Regions from separate parts of the Mus musculus genome. Here region 2 is linked to region 1. The links are chromatin loops, found by intact Hi-C in ENCODE. Cell type or tissue: gastrocnemius. All regions are shown on one strand.

The links. A loop is a pair of places that touch in the nucleus more often than their neighbours do. Peaks named below come from ENCODE experiments on the same cell type or tissue, not always from the same donor. Only the 100,000 strongest peaks of a DNase experiment are listed, where the experiment ranks them.
Region 2: a loop joins it to region 1, with 2.3 times the contacts of the local background. A loop is called at or near these places in 2 of 42 quality-filtered maps.

What each region holds. Positions count from the first base shown.
Region 1 is chr5:4,036,120-4,044,119 of GRCm38, forward strand. It overlaps Akap9 (A kinase (PRKA) anchor protein (yotiao) 9), which reads left to right. Exons shown (of 48, transcript NM_194462.2): 26 at 2,410-2,586; 27 at 3,120-3,224; 28 at 7,799-7,951. Among named protein-coding and RNA genes, the nearest start is that of Gm40260, 37 kb to the right of the region's middle. In gastrocnemius, a CTCF peak has its summit at 4,404 (motif pointing right); no DNase peak of the experiment used is centred here.
Region 2 is chr5:3,830,222-3,838,221 of GRCm38, forward strand. Krit1 (KRIT1, ankyrin repeat containing) reads left to right here. Exons shown (of 17, transcript NM_030675.3): 13 at 385-551; 14 at 1,275-1,362; 15 at 1,799-2,005; 16 at 6,557-6,673. Among named protein-coding and RNA genes, the nearest start is that of Lrrd1, 11 kb to the right of the region's middle. In gastrocnemius, no CTCF peak of the experiment used is centred here; no DNase peak of the experiment used is centred here.

The DNA of each region.
Region 1 (8,000 bases):
GATTTCTAGACATTTATTTATTTTATTTACTTATTTACTTTACATCCAATTGCACCTTCTCTTCCCGTCTCTCAATCCCCCTCCCATCTCTTCTGTCCCGTCCTCCTGTCCTCACTTTTGTCCTGTCCTCCTGTCCTCCCTTTCTCCTCAGCAAAGAAGAGGCTTTTGCACAGATTCTCATAAAGAACATTGGCTTGCAGATTTCATTTATTGTATTTGGATTTGCAAAAAACATTTTTAAATTTTCGATTATCACAAACGAACAGTATGTCTATGGGGTGTACTTTATGTATATACAGGAGGTATTATGTGTAGTACATCATTCATTTATCATTTGTGTTGGGAATATGGTGGTAGAAACATTAAATATTTTTTCTGTCAAACACTGTAAAACTCTTTTTTAAGACAATGAATTTGAATCTGTTCATCTCCAACACATTGTAAAACCTTTATGAAAAAAAAATCCATTTCCATTCACACTTTAGTACTTCATCTCTGATTCTCTTCTGATCTGCTCCAGGGAGGGTCCCAGTTCCTTTGTTCCACTTTACCCTCTGCTCACATCTCTGGAAAGGTCGCCCAGCACCTCTTGGTTCTCTAGAATGCACTCCTACATTCACCCACTCAGCTACTCAGACGCATTCCAGAAAAACCTCACCCACTCACTCACTAGCTTACTCACTCACTTACTAGCTCACTCACTTACTCACTAGCTCACCCACTCACTACCTCGCCCACTCACTCACTAGCTCGCCCACTCACTCAGTAGCTCACTCACTAGCTCACTCACTCACTCACTCACTCACTCACTCACTCATTAGCTCGCTCACTCACTCACTCACTCACTCGCTCGCTAACTCACTAGCTCACTCACCCACCCACTCACTCACTCACTCACTCACTCACTCACTCACTCGCTCACTCACTTACTAGCTCACTCACTTACTCACTAGCTCGCCCAGTTACTCACTAGCTCACTCACTAGCTCACCCACCCACCCACTCACTCACTCACTAGCTTACTCACTAGTTCATCCACCCACTCACTCACTCACCCACTCACCCACTCACTCACTCACTAGCTTACTCACTAGTTCATCCACCCACTCACTCACTCACCCACTCACTCACTCACTCACTCACTCACTAGCTCACTCACTCACTAGCTCACTCACTCACTAGCTCACTCAGTTACTTACTGTGTGTATTGGTATTTTACCTTCATGTATATCTGTCTGAGTACATGAGACTTCTGAAAGTGAAGTTACAGACAGCTGTCAGCCTCCATGTGGGTGCTGGGCATTGAACCAGTGTCCTCCTGAGAAGCAGCCAGCACTCTCACCTGCTCAGCCTTCTCCAGCAGCGCAGAGACTTTACTCCTGTCATTCAAGAGCCTGTAGTTAGATTGAGCTTGCAGTTTTTAGTGTTCAGAGAGCAATATTTTTTTCTTTTGGTAATTTCTTCAAAATGCCTCTCTAAAGTTTAGTATTATTATATTTCTTGAAATTACAATATTTTTACAACGTTCTCCTTGATAATTATGTCTATAAGCCATCTTATTAATCCTTCCTGTATTCTTCCATTGCTGTTGCACAACATTTGGGGGACTGCATATCAGTCCTAGAAGATACATCTTGGAATACTTACCATTTGTTCTGTGCAGTGTAGGAGCCAAGACTAATGGCACTTAAAGGAATTCAGATTCCTTCATACACCTCTCCTCATCACTCCTAGCCTGCAGAATGCATAGACTAAACCTTTGCCAAGTAACTCTTACCACCTTATAACACATGGAAGACTTAAAGGTCATTGTTCTTCACCTAAGAGCAAGCTGCAAGTCTCTCAACTTTATTATGTCATTAGATTGCAGTGTGTTGTATCTTTAGATACTTCACGTTATACAAAATGCATTTTCCTTCTTTCTGCCAAGGTAAAGCCATGATGCTCTTAAACAAAACAAAACAAAACAAAACAAAACAAAACAAAACAAAAACCTCTGAGAATGGGGGAAGGATTGTGGGAGGGGATGACTGGGAGCGGGGGTCAGTGAACAGGATGTAAAGTGAATAAGAAAACATAAAAATAAAAGTAAATTAAAAAAAACTTTTAAAATGAGTTTTGTGAAAGCAATAGTATTTCTCTTTAACTAGTATGTCCAGTTTTATCAGTATGCACAGTGTTGCTTTTGCAAAAGATTGCTCTCCTTATTGTAAAATAAGATCAACATGTTTTAAAATACCTGATTTTAGTGGCGTACACTTGGTTCAAACCTGAGGACTTGCATGTACTAAGAAAGCAACAATGTACCACTGAGATACATTTTCAAGCCCCAGAAGTTATTTTTAAATTATAAGTGTGTTTCATGACTAGACCACTGTACATTTGAAGCATGTTTTCGTCATGTTTTCAGGTTGAACAGTTAACTAATCACTTGAAAGAGAAAACAGACAGGTGCAGTGAGCTGCTGCTATCCAAGGAGCAACTGCAGCGAGACATTCAGGAGAGGAATGAGGAGATTGAGAAGCTGGAGTGCCGAGTGCGAGAGCTGGAGCAAGCCCTGCTGGCTAGTGCAGAGCCCTTCCCCAAGGTGCGAGGCCCGGCCACCTCCCCGTCCTGCTCCAGTGACAGCTGCTTACTGACACAATGTTACGCTCCCTTGTCGACATTAGGGCACACTCTATCTCCATTACTGTCGGTTGTTTTACTTTCAAATATTGTTTACATCCCTTATTTCTGATACAGGAAGATTAGTTAGGCCAGAAGGACTTGCATGTCCTTTACTTACATTTTTAACTGTCAGTCTTGGCCATGACCTTTCAGACTCTTGCCTAACTCCAGATTAGATGCAGCGAAGCCCGTTCCCGTCATTCTCCAGAAAACCAGAATGGATAGAAGATGAGCAGAGGGAGAGAGCGTGGAGGCGGGCAGACAGGAAAGGGTTTTTTTTTTATCTGTAATTTGTAACAGGTATTTGTAAGTACCTGTAACTTGTTGAATATTCTCAAATATAGAGTTTGCCATTTTAAATTGGAGTGAGAATTACTGCTAAATAAAAACACTACAGTGAATTATCAGTGCACAATGTCTGAGGTTTTAAAAAAGTTCTTAATGTATTTTTAGGTAGAGGACCAGAAAAGGTCTGGAGCTGTAGAAGCAGACCCAGAATTATCCCTAGAAGTTCAGTTGCAGGTGGAGCGGGATGCTACAGACAGAAAACAGAAAGAGGTAAGGAGTTTCTTTTTCCATGATAAATGCAGTTTAAAATGAATTACCTAAAAGAGTCATTTGAACAGAAAGATGCTGTCTGAAAGCGAAGTTTAGAGTGTTTCCCAGTTCACTGGCTTGAAGATTGACCTTGAAGGTCAGAACTGAACCACGAGCTGGTGAAGGTCAGCGCCTTGCAGGCAGGAGAGTTCAAGTGAAAAGGGAGCTGGGGTGGACCAGTGGGAGAGGAGGGTAGAGAGCCGGTGATGTGGGACCTCTCGATGTAACGGTCACTGCCAGGCATCTGTCAGCTGCTGCTGTTGCTGCTTTGCCTATTTACGATATTTTCCTGAGAGATCTCTGCGTGATTATTTCATCAGTGAAGCATGTTATTAAAACAATGGGTTAAAAAGACTGGAACTGGGTATGTAGCCCATTATTAATCACTTGCCTAGCTTGTGCAAGCTCCTAGGATTCCCCAGCACTGCACATAATAACACAACAACAATAGTAGTTACAGCTCTCCTGTACTCCTTACTTGAAAAGCATTTCATCCAGCTGGGAATTGGGGTTCACCCCAATTACCCCTGAGGCTGAGGTTGGTGGGGGCATTGGAGCTAGTTCAGTCAGACTGAGCAACATAGCAAGTCTCCATTTTAAATGCAAAAATTCATTATAATTTCAAAAGTAAATTCAACTTCTTACTTCATTTGTAATATATTTAAACCTTTTTTTCCATTCAATACATCTTAATGTATATGAATTGTGTGTGTGTGTATGTGTGTGTTTCTTGTTTTTATTTAGGGTGGGAGGCAGGAGGGAAATACAGGGTTAGAGAAAGGGCAGAAAAACAGGTGACCTCCTAATTTTTTTTCTTAAATAGGGAGTACTGCCATTCTGACAGCAGGCTCACCTAAAGGGCACATTTTGTGTTTGTAACAGCATCTTGTGAAATTCTGAAGGAGAAAATGTTTGCTTGTTTTGACACATAATGACCACCAAGCATTAGGTGAGGTGGGTCTGGCCCCATTTCTAGGAAAGACAGGTAGAGATGGGATATGACTTTTAAAGTATTTAGGGGTACACGCCCTCATGTACCCGTGTGGAGAAACTGAGGCCAGTCACTAGGCTTGTTCCTCCGTACTTGTCCACCTTGTTTTATGTTTTCAAACATCTGTTGATAGCTATGTGGATATGTGCATGTGTGTGCATCCGTGTCCACCCAGCAGAGGGCGGAAGAGGTATACCTCCCCTGGAACTGGAGTTCGTGTCCTTGTGAGTCACCTAACATGAGTACTGGGAATCAAACCAGGGTTCCCTGTAAGAGCTGAATGTACTCCTAACCATGGAGCTGTATCTCCAGAGCCCCCACTCCCACTCCTGCCTCTCTGCTTGTGAAACAGAGCCTCTCTCTGGTCCAGCACTCACCAGTTAGGCCAGACTGGCTGGCCAGTGAGTTCTAGAGAGCCACCCATTTCTGTCAACTCAGAGCCAGGATTTCCAGAATGCGCTGCCACAACTATCTTCCTTACATGGACTCAAGTGGATCTCATCCTTGCACGCCAAGTGCTTTATACTATTTATTGGGAAGGTTCTTGTTTATTTTGTTTTTGTTATTTTGTGAAAGTGAAGAGCTTGCCATTTTATGTGTAACCATTCCTCTTTATTTCAAGAATTGATATGGAAAGACTTACTTAGGTTAACTAGAAAGGGAAGTGAAGTAGTTCAGTGGTATATTAGTCTGACCCTGGTTTAGTTCCTGGCATTACAGAAAACTAAATGAAGAAGTCATTTCTCTAAAACAGGAACCTTTAAGCAGGTCTGACAGTCTGCCCCTCTCGCACAGCTTAGTTTATCTGATCTTTATTTCTTTATTTATTCCATATGTATGCTGATATTTTTCTTCATCTTTGACCACATTGCTAACTTCCCAGGGAGGCCAGAAGAGGGTATTGGATTTCCTAAAGCTGGAGTTCCAGGTGGTTCCGAGCCACCATGTGGGTGCTGGGAAGAGAACCTGAGTCCTCTGGAAGAGCAGCCAGTGCTCTTTACTGCTGAGACATCTCTAGATCAGGGTTTTGTTTTTTGTTTTTTTCCAAGGTTGGAAATCAAAGCAAGGTCACCTGAAAACTCTTCCACTGACATTGTATTGTGTTAGATTTTATTTGTGTATGTATGTGTGATGTGCATGCATGTATACATCTGTGAGTGCACATGTCCGTACTGGAAGCCAGAGGTTGATACCAGATAATGTTCATGATCACTCCCTGCTCTACTTACTGAGATAGGCTCTCTCAGTGAACTAGCCAACTTGCCTTGAGAGCCTGTGTCTACCTCCTGAATGCTAACTGTCATGTACACCTGGCTTTTGTGTGACTGAAGGGGTTTGAACTCCAGTCTTCATGCTTTCACAGCAAGCATTTCCCCACCAAGCCATTTCCCTTAAGTTTGTTTTAGGCCATGTGCTAGTAAAGGCTGAGGAGTATTTTAAATATTCTTTCCTTGCGGTCTTCATCTCACCTGTGTTTAAATTGAGCCTTAAGAGAAGTTAACACTTAGCAGAGCAAGAATTTTTCACAGATTTCACTGAATTTTACAACTGTTGTGATGCAGTACTGACAAAACTTAGGGATGGATTTGGTGTGCTATTGTGAAGCATAAAAACTGTAGTGTGACGTCGGTACAATAGCCCAGTGCTTCTGCAATCTTATGTGCATTTGAGTCACCCAGGGACCCAGTGAAGGCCTTCTGTGCAGCACAAGCCTCTACACACCCATATACTACATGCATCCAGTGCACAGCCACGTATTGCTGATTCTGCTCTCCCCAGTTCACACCAAGTAGCAAGGCTTTAGATCGCAGAGCTAAGATTTTGCCTGTAAAATGACACATCAAAAGAATGGGCATGTCATGTAATGTAGGCTGCAATTTTGAAATGAAATAGCTATGTGTGTGTGTTTTTATAATACCTTGTTCTAAAAGTAGTTGTAGGAGATAGAGGTAGTTGTGGAAGATACGACTAGGCATACATACTAGTATATACCCTTAATAAGTGTGATCATCAGTGTTCTCAGAAATAAACTGGTAATTATGTGTGCAGAGTCACTAAATAAGTTTAAATACTGACAGTTAAATACCAGTGTTACAGATGAGGCAGACAGACAGACAGACAGACAGACAGACAGAGGTCTTTGACATTAGTTATAAGAAACAGGATAAATGGGGCTGGAGAGATGGCTTGGTGATTAAAAGCATTGGCTGCTCTTCTAGAAGTCCTGAGTTCAGTTCTCAGGAACCACATTGGTGGCCCACAGCCATCTGTAATGTGATCTGATGGCTTCTTCTGGCATGCCAGTGTACATGCAGATAGAGCACTCATGCATAAAGTAAATAAATCTTAAAAGAAAGAAGAAAAGAGGCAGGATAAACAGTGGTTTGGAATGGAAGACTGCAGCAGTTATCCCTTCAAATTCAAAGATGGCTTTACCCTGACTGTGATCTGAGAACACATTGATCTCTTTGTGACTTTTGTTTCTTCTACACATGGGAATGATTATAGAACAGTCTGGATGAGGGTGTGTGTGTGTGTGTGTGTGTGTGTGTGTATGCACGTGCACATGCATGGGTGTTTGCATGTACATATAGTGGGGTTTTCTGTGTGAAGGCCAGAGGTCCATCTCAGGTGTCATTCCTCAGGAACCATTAACCATGTATTTTGAGACCTGTTGTTCACTGGTACCTGTGGTTCAACAGGTAGACAAGGCTGGTCTCAACAAACCCCAGGGATAACCCTGTCTCCAGCTCCCCAGTGCTGTGACTCCAAGCTCATAGCACCATACTTAGCTTTTTACACAGAGAGATCAAGCTCAAGCCCTCATGTGTGGCCATTTGAGCTGTCATCCCAGCCTCAGATCTGGCTATTGCTAGTACTACACTATCTTTACTAGGCTTGGTAGCCTGCCTTCAGAGCTCTCCTTGTCAGTACTGGGACTGACTTCTAATGCCGTGCATGAATAACCTATCACCCCGTAGTCTGTAAGGCAGGAAACAACCCAGCTGCCACCCAGTGCTGCTTCTGCATCTCATGGTGCTTGCGTTGTAGCAGTTTTGATCATTTAAACAGGCATTTGCAAATCCATTCATTAATCACCTATTAAATAGTTATGAAGTAGTTGAATAAATGGTCATTACTACCCTCAGTCAGCCCAATATGTATAATAAAAATAATAAAAATAAATCTTTTCTGTAGTTTGAAGCCGAGTGTGGTGACACATATCTTTATTTCTAACACTGAAGGAGGCAGAGGCTGGCTAGCATCGAACATACCAAGTTCCAGGACAGCCAGGGCTATATAGACCTTATCTTTAAAAACACAAAACAAAACCAGAAAACAGAAAAATTCAGTTTGAGCATGTTTAGGAATTATGCAGTTAAACATAACTTAGAAAGGCATTTTCCTTTATATTTAAGCATGTGTAAATGGTAATACATCCTTTGTAAAATAAATAGAACTCTTTGCTGTCTGACAGTAACATGGATAGGAACTGGCTTTTATTGTTTGTTTTGTTCCCCCTCGGATAACTTTGGTTTTAAAGATCACCAACCTAGAAGAACAATTAGAACAGTTTCGGGAAGAACTGGAAAATAAGAACGATGAGGTCCAGGAGCTCCTCATGCAGCTGGAGATTCAGAGAAAAGAGTCCACCACCCGCCTGCAGGAGCTGCAGCAGGAAAACAGGCTATTTAAGGTAACTGGCTTAGAAGAAGAATTCGCATTTTGATACTTTGTATTTTGAT
Region 2 (8,000 bases), 210 kb before region 1:
CCTATGGCCACACCCTGCCTGCTGCCTATTCTCATGCAGCCTGTACACTGAAGAGTTTTTATAGAACATTAGTAGCTTAAAAACAACGTCTCACATGTGAAGATTTATTTCAGGTTTCCATATCTATATAAAAGTTGATGCTTTCATGCTGTAATATTTATAATAGATTATGTGACTCATAAATATATGACTTAAAATATTGTTGTATGACTTTTTAAAAATATGCTTGTTAACCCCTGCTCTAGTATAGTAATAGCATATACACACAGCATACACACACAGTTATATAGTTGTAGCTTGTTATATTGGGTAAGAAAAAGTTGTATAAAAGGTTTGCAAAGTAAATTGTAGCTTAATAACCAAGTTATATTTCTTTCTTTTAAGATTGAAGACCCACTAGCTATTCTTATTCTCTTTGATGAAGCCAGATATAATTTACTGAAGGGCTTTTATACAGCTCCTGATGCTAAACTGATAACACTGGCAAGTCTACTGTTACAAATAGTTTATGGGAATTATGAGAGTAAAAAGCACAAACAAGGTTTCTTAAAGTAAGTATTTAATACAATGCATGGTTTTTCAAATGCTCAAGATTCTCTTTAACCAACACAGTTTTAATATTACTGCAAAGTGTTTATGCATTGTTAGCCAGGTACGGTGGCACCTGCTCATAATCAATGAGACTAAGACCGGACAAAGGACCGTAAGTCAGACCAGCCTGGGCTGCATAGGAAGACCTTGTCTCAGACAGACAGGCTGTTTATACATTGGTTTAGTATTAAATAATACAAAACATTAAGTAAAAGAAAAAAAAAACTATTCTAAAGCATTTATTGGTTTTTGGTTCATAAAACATTTCAAAGTTTTACTTATATATATTGTACTTGATATAATTTCCCCTTATGGTTTTTCTTTGTTTATTTTGTGTTTAATTAAGTTTACTAAAACTTTTTCTTAATAAAAGAAAAATTATGAGTCAGATATTTAAGAATCCCACCATATAAAGTTGTTTGATATTTAATCCTTGAGAGAAAATAGAGGTTTTAGCATGTCTAAAGTTTTTTTAATGTGATCTTTCAACTTTTGAAAATATTTTCTGGTTATTGAAGAAGGAAACATTAAACTGATAATATTAAGATTTTGGAACATTTTGTTTTAAAACATCATATTCGGCTTAAAATTTCCATTATTTGGTACCATTTGTGACAGAAGGATTATTGTACTTTAGCTACTAAAAATGACTTATTTAAGGATATTGGCATGTGTACTTCCAGTGAAGAAACTCTGAAATCCATCGTACCTATTACTAAACTGAAAAGTAAGGCGCCTCACTGGATAAACCGAATACTCCATGAGTACAAGGTAAGCTGCCCCACAGAAATGGAGGTGCCTGTAGCTGTTTGTATTAGTGTTATAACGTTTTAAACACTAATTTAAAATCCTGGGATTAAAAATTAATTTTCTAGTTCACAGTGCCCGAAACTGAAAGTAGCAAGAAGTGCTTGTTTTTAGAGTATCGCCGCCTTCTGTGTGCTTTCTGTGTGTTGAATACTCTGGTAAAGGCTAGAGTTAGAGCTGAAGTAATGTACTCTCCTTACCCATCGCATTTACAGTCCTACTAGAAGAGAGAACACTGTGGATCTTAGCTGCTTTATTTTTAATATTAAGGCAACAAGCGAAAAAATTCACTTGGGATAATATACCGTGACTTCATTCTTGTTTGGGACATTGATTTTAGAAATGGCTAGTTAACCCGTTTGCTTTATTAAAAGGTCGCATCTCTTTACTCTGTTTTCAGAATCTGAGTCTGAGTGAGGGCGTCAGTAAGGAAATGCACCACCTGCAGCGCATGTTCCTACAGAACTGCTGGGAGATCCCTACGTACGGAGCCGCCTTCTTCACAGGACAGATATTTACAAAGGCAAGCCCAAGCAATCATAAAGTCATCCCTGTGTATGTAGGAGTGAATATAAAAGGACTTCATCTCCTGAACATGGAAACTAAGGTAGCTCTTAACCTATTTTTGAGTAGTTATAGCACGTATTGTTTAGAATAGCTTCTCCGTCTTCCTTGAAGAATCTAGAAATGGCATTAATTACAATATATCCATCAATTGTAATATATTTTTGCATTTGTAATACTTATTGTCCATATAATATAATAAATAGTATTTGGGTTAAAATGATGTTTTTAATGTTACATTTATGTGAAAAGGGTGCTGAACTTTTCAGTGTGCTAATATTGCTGTAAAAATTGTAGGAGTTGAAGACTATCTTTGTATAAATGCAGATTTATTTCTATAAGATAACTTTTGTTTTTTTGAGACAGGTTCTTATTCTGTAGCTCTGGCATCCTGGAACTCACTATGTAGACCAGGCTGGCCTCGAACTCACAGAGATTTGCCTCACTTAGCCTCCTAAATGCTAGGCATGCACCACTACATGTCTCATATATTTCATTTTAAAAAACATAGAATCTATTGATGCCTTTAGAGACAGGAGACAAATCATTTCAAAATCAAATTAAAAGACACTTTTCATTATGCATCTGTATAGCCTTCTATAAAAAAAAATTAAAAAAAAAAAAAACCAAAAACTGCCATACAGTGGATGACTTATAAACAACAGGTACTTGTTTCTGACAGTTCTAAAAGCCTGAGATTATGAAACTACCCGGATTTTCATTTTTTCTCACACAGAGGGAAAGTAATACCCAAACATAGTAGCATTTATCTATAATCCCAGCATCTGTGGGTTTAGGGTAAGAAGGTTGTGTATGACTCTGAAGCTAGCCTAACCTAAAATACATAGTAAGACCAATTAGGAGGAGGTAGTGTGGGAGGACTCCAGACTTAAGAAAGAAATGTGTAGTGTATGACGAAATTTTATTTTGAAAATGAAGATTAGTTATAAGAAGCTCTTCTGAGAAAAAGATCTAGTGTGCAAGGGAATATGACCATTCATTAGATAGTTCTTTTAGCTTTGTTCTTATATTTATTTTTTATTTTTCTTGTGTCTGTTATAAGCATAATTATGTGTCATACAGTATGTTCTTGTGAGTGCAGTTGCCCTCAGAGGCTACAGGGGTCAGACACCCTGGAGCTGGAGTTACAATTTGTTGTGAGCAGCCCTAGGCTGAGAATCAAATCCAGGTCCTCTAGAGTGCTCTTAACTGATGGGCCATTTTTCTAGGTTCAGTACAGAGACAGTTATTTTTAACATATTCAACACGTCTAGGCAGGATGAACATCTTTCTACTTTATAATAGTAATCTGGTAAAAATCTTGCCTCACTTATTAAGATTTGTCAAAGTTAGATCATGTTCCAAAGGACATTTTAGTTTGGAAATTTTATGAATTTTTTTCTTCTCATCTTTGTGTCATATTGTGGAGTCTTTGTTTTGTTTTGTTTGAAGTTTTGTGCTTTGGGTATGGGTGATTTACCTGTGTGTAAGTCTATGTACCTCATGTGTACATGGTCCTCAAGGAAGTCAGAAGAGAGCGCTGGATCCCCTGAGCTAGAATTACAGACAGCTGTGATGTGAGCTGCCATGTGGTTGCTGGGTATAGAACCTGGGTCCTTTGGAAGATCATTCAGTGCTCTTAACCACTGAGCCACCTCTTCAGCTCTGGAGTCTCTTCTTAGAATAACCTGATTACGTATAGTCATTCATGTAAACTTGCCATCAGCCTTTTAGTCAACAGTTATCTTACAATGCTGCTAACATGTGGGAGGATCTAGAGAATAAAATACAAACAAAGGACAGAATAACAGATTTTCATACTTGACATAGAGTTTGATGTCTTGAAATTCCTTACTGCTTGCTTCTGGGCATTGCTTATTTCTGTTAAAACTGGTTTATAAACACATAGACTACTGTTATGTGGTTTGTGGCCATTTTTCTATTTCTGTGAACTAAGCTTGTTTAAAAGAAATGAAAAGCTGGCCACTGAAGTGCCTGTTGGTAACCCCAGTGCCCAGTGAGTAAGAACAAGTGTATCCCTGAAGCTCGGGGCTATCCAGTCTAGTAAAAGAGCATACAGGTTCAGTGGGAGGAGACCCTATGTTAAAAGATAAGGCAACCAGGGTCTGAGGAAGTGACTCAGCATTGACTTCTGGACTCCATGTGCATTCAGAGCCACACACCTACAAAAAGAAAGAAAAGAAGAGAGAAGAAAATGAGAAAAATGCACAGTTTCCAGATGTTTTTTGTCTGCTAGTTGTGTACCTGTGTTCACAGATCCCTCCTGGTAGAACTGGATGATAATGCTGTGAAGGTGACACCACTGGTTCTCTGAGCTGTAGGGTTTGGCTTTTGGTAGCATTTCAAGTTTGAATAACAGTAAAATGTTTTATAAAGCATTCCAATGATGGACTGATGAATTAGCAATCTAATGCAACATTTTATATTTTAATAATATTCTGATTCAGGAGTTGGATAATTGAGAAATCAGGCAAAAGGATTAGTTATTAGTTGACAGACTTCTTTTTCAGAATAAGATACTCAATTTCTAAGTAGAGGGCTAGAGAGATGGCTCAGGTTAAGAGCACTTACTGTTCTTGCAGAAGACACACACACACAAATAAAAAATAAACCTTAAAAATAAGTGAACAGATAAAAATATAACTGGCAATGCTATTCTTAGGTGTACAAAAAGGTGATTGAGCCAAAGAGGAAACATGGTTTGCTCCTAAGCTACTGATACGTTTATAGTACCTTTGAAAGATCTAAGATGATTGTAGTTTTTAGTCATCATGTCCTTTAGAAATTGATTCTCTGGAGAAACTAGAACTAGCAGCGTTTTTTTTTTTGGGTTTTTCTCTTTTTTTAATGTCAATTATCTTCTGTCTTCTTTCTCTTTGAAGTCGTGGAAGCAGTCCATCAGAAAGTACAGTTCATCAGAGACTGGTCTGTTCTACTCATATAAAATGAACTGTGTTGTTACTCAGTGTTTCCGGTGTGGTGAACTATGTTTGTTCCTATGTCGTTGATTTTATTAAATAGCAGTATTCATCCATGCAGAATTGAGTTTGTGCACACATGCCGTTCTGCAGAGCACATTGTTTTCATCCCTGCTGCCATGTCTGCTGGCTGCTGGACATGCCTTCTCAATCCGCTGCCTTCCCTTTTGCTGTTTCCAGCTAACCCTTTCATTTATGACTTCTTCATTCATTTTACTCTTGTTTCTTAGTTTCTTGACAATTGCAGGTTTTGCCGTTTTACAATGGCAGCTTTTTCCTTCTGGAGAAGTCTGATCACATCAAAAGACCATGTGGGCCCTTGTCTTGGGTCTTAAGAATCCTTTCTTCATTGCATGTAGTGCTCTAACAGCAGATTTTATTGTAATGTATGGGGTCAGTTGTACTTTTATTGGAAATCTGATCTCCATAACATTGAGACTTGCTACCTGAACCTGTTTTCTCCTTTGCCTTTGCCTTTTTTTTCTTTTTCTTTTTCTTTTTCCCTTTTTCTTGGTCTTTTCTTTTCTTTCTTTTTTTTTTTTTTAGACGTATAAAAGGGCTTATTTTTAGCTTTAATTTAAAAAATAATTCAGGTGATTAGGTGTACTCATTTTAAATTTCTACTATGCTTTCATTGGTTTCAGTCTATACCTTACTAAATAGCTATTTTCACATATCTTACAAAGTTGGATTTTACAACACATATATTTATACAGATATCATACATTTATATGAATGATATATGATATACATAAAGGCTATACATATATATGATATATACATATACCTACACATGATGAATGAGAATATTGTACTATACTTCATATATCTAACTTCTACATGTCAACAAAAACAAGCTTTTAGCAATAAGAAAAATATGTGTTGAATGCCTATGTAAGTATAGCATTTTTAGGAAAGTTATAAGAGTAGCTTACCCTAACATTGTTTCTTAAATATTTCTATGGAATTTAAAAAGAATATATTTCTAATATTTGTTTTTCTTATTTCTACAATAAATAATAACAAATCAGTGCACTTATATTCAGTGTAATGAAATTGCTGAGGTCATCCTAGAAGTCCCACTGTAAATTCAGAATTAAAAGTACTGTGTATATATTCATGAAAGGTACTGAATATATTACTTTTTAACCTGCATAAAATAAGAGCTTGTTTGACTGTGCTCCAAGTCACTGAGAATGGGCGTCTGTCTATAAGAATGTTTGTTAGTCTGATACAAGCACTGTTATTGTTCATGGTAGTCTCTGGAGTTGGCCTTGTGGGTCCTTCAGGCTCTGTGAAGTTGGTGTGGGTTCTGTAAAGAGACTTTAAGAAAATGATATCCAGAACAGTTACATTTAATGATAATTATAAACACGTAAGTGATAGTAAGTTTTGTTGCATTTCTCATTTAGGACAATTGTTAGCATTCTGAGACAAGGGTCTCATATAGCTGGTCTCTAACTGTTAGCCAAGGATAACCCTGAATTTCTGATCTTCAGCTTCTACCTCCCAAGAAGTAGGATTTAACAAGGCATGACTGAGTAAATGTTACCTTTAGCTCTATTTTAGCATAATACTTTGTAATTCTGTTGCAGGCATTACTCATCAGTCTCAAGTACTGTTGCTTTACGTGGCAGCTGGGAGATGCTGGTACTTGTTTTCAAATCCATAGTATGGAAAATAAAATGAGCTTTATAGTACACACAAAACAGGCAAGTACTAATTAATTAGCTTGACTAATAATAGTAAAGTGTAGTTTTACTAAAGTTCTTTTTTTTTAATACTTAATTCATTTAACTTCCCTGGAAACCTTTAGTATTAGATGAAAATGGGATTCCCTTCTTAATTAAAGGAGCCAGAAACTTGACAAACTAATATATTTCTGTTTTAAAGCAGTTAAGCTCTTCCTTATACCATTTTCTGTAATTCTGACTAGTTATTCCCTGTCTTCTTCTTAAAGTTCTCCCCTTTCTTGACCAGTATACTATGTGAACTATACTCTGGGTGGCATTTTTAACCATCGTCAAGATCTACATAAATTCTTCCCCTATTCCCAATTTATTTTTCTTTTTTAAAAAAGTTTTTAATTGAAGGATAATTATATCACTTTCCACCTTTCCTATCCTCCCTCCAGTATCTTCCACGTACCCTTCCTCCAGGCCCTCCTACCCCACCCCAAGTTGATATCCTCTTTTTCTTTATTATTGTTACATATATGTGTGTATGTATGTACACACATGTGTACATGTACACAAATATAAACACAACCTGCTGAAGCCATTTTTGTTGCTTGTGTGTTTATGGTTTCTGGGCTAACTACCCTGCATTGAACAACCAAAAAGGGGGCTCATTCTTGAGAGAGTCTCATTCTTCATCCAGCAGTCATTAGTTTGCTATAGTAGTTCTTTATCTAGGAGTAGGATCTTTGTAAAATTGCTCCCTTCCATTGTAACATGTCTATATTTATATTGTCATTGTTCAGGTCTTACTTATCCAGCTATTTCTAGGAGAGACTATTTCACAATGGATTGTCAGAGTCTGGTATTCTGGCTTTGTGATCTTCCATCTTCTCTCCTGCAGTGGTCCCTGAGCCATAGATCTAGGAGCCATAGTGTAGATGTATTAGTTGGTAGGTACTTGGTTTCCCATGCTCCATTGATCTCTGCCTTGTATCCAGTTATAGTTTTCTGTGATGCCCTCCATCTGCTGTGAGGAAAGGCTTCTTTGGTGAGGGGTGGCTTTACACTTATCTGTTGGTATAAGGATAAGATTCAGAATGTAATAAGGAATTATACTTGTCTGGCAAAGCGGATGGATGTTCTAAGGTCCATGATTTCACTAGTTGTGGGAAATTGGCTAGGTTTCTAGTACCAGGCATGATTTCCCTCTTGTGCCTTAGGTCCAGTTAGATAGTTGTTGATCATCACTGGCATGTAAATGCTATTTACTGCTCCTTTATGCATATCTCGCCGTACTGGTAATTGCCATGGCTCATAGGTGTCATGCAGCTGGATAGGACTGCTTAATTGCTTCCTTGGC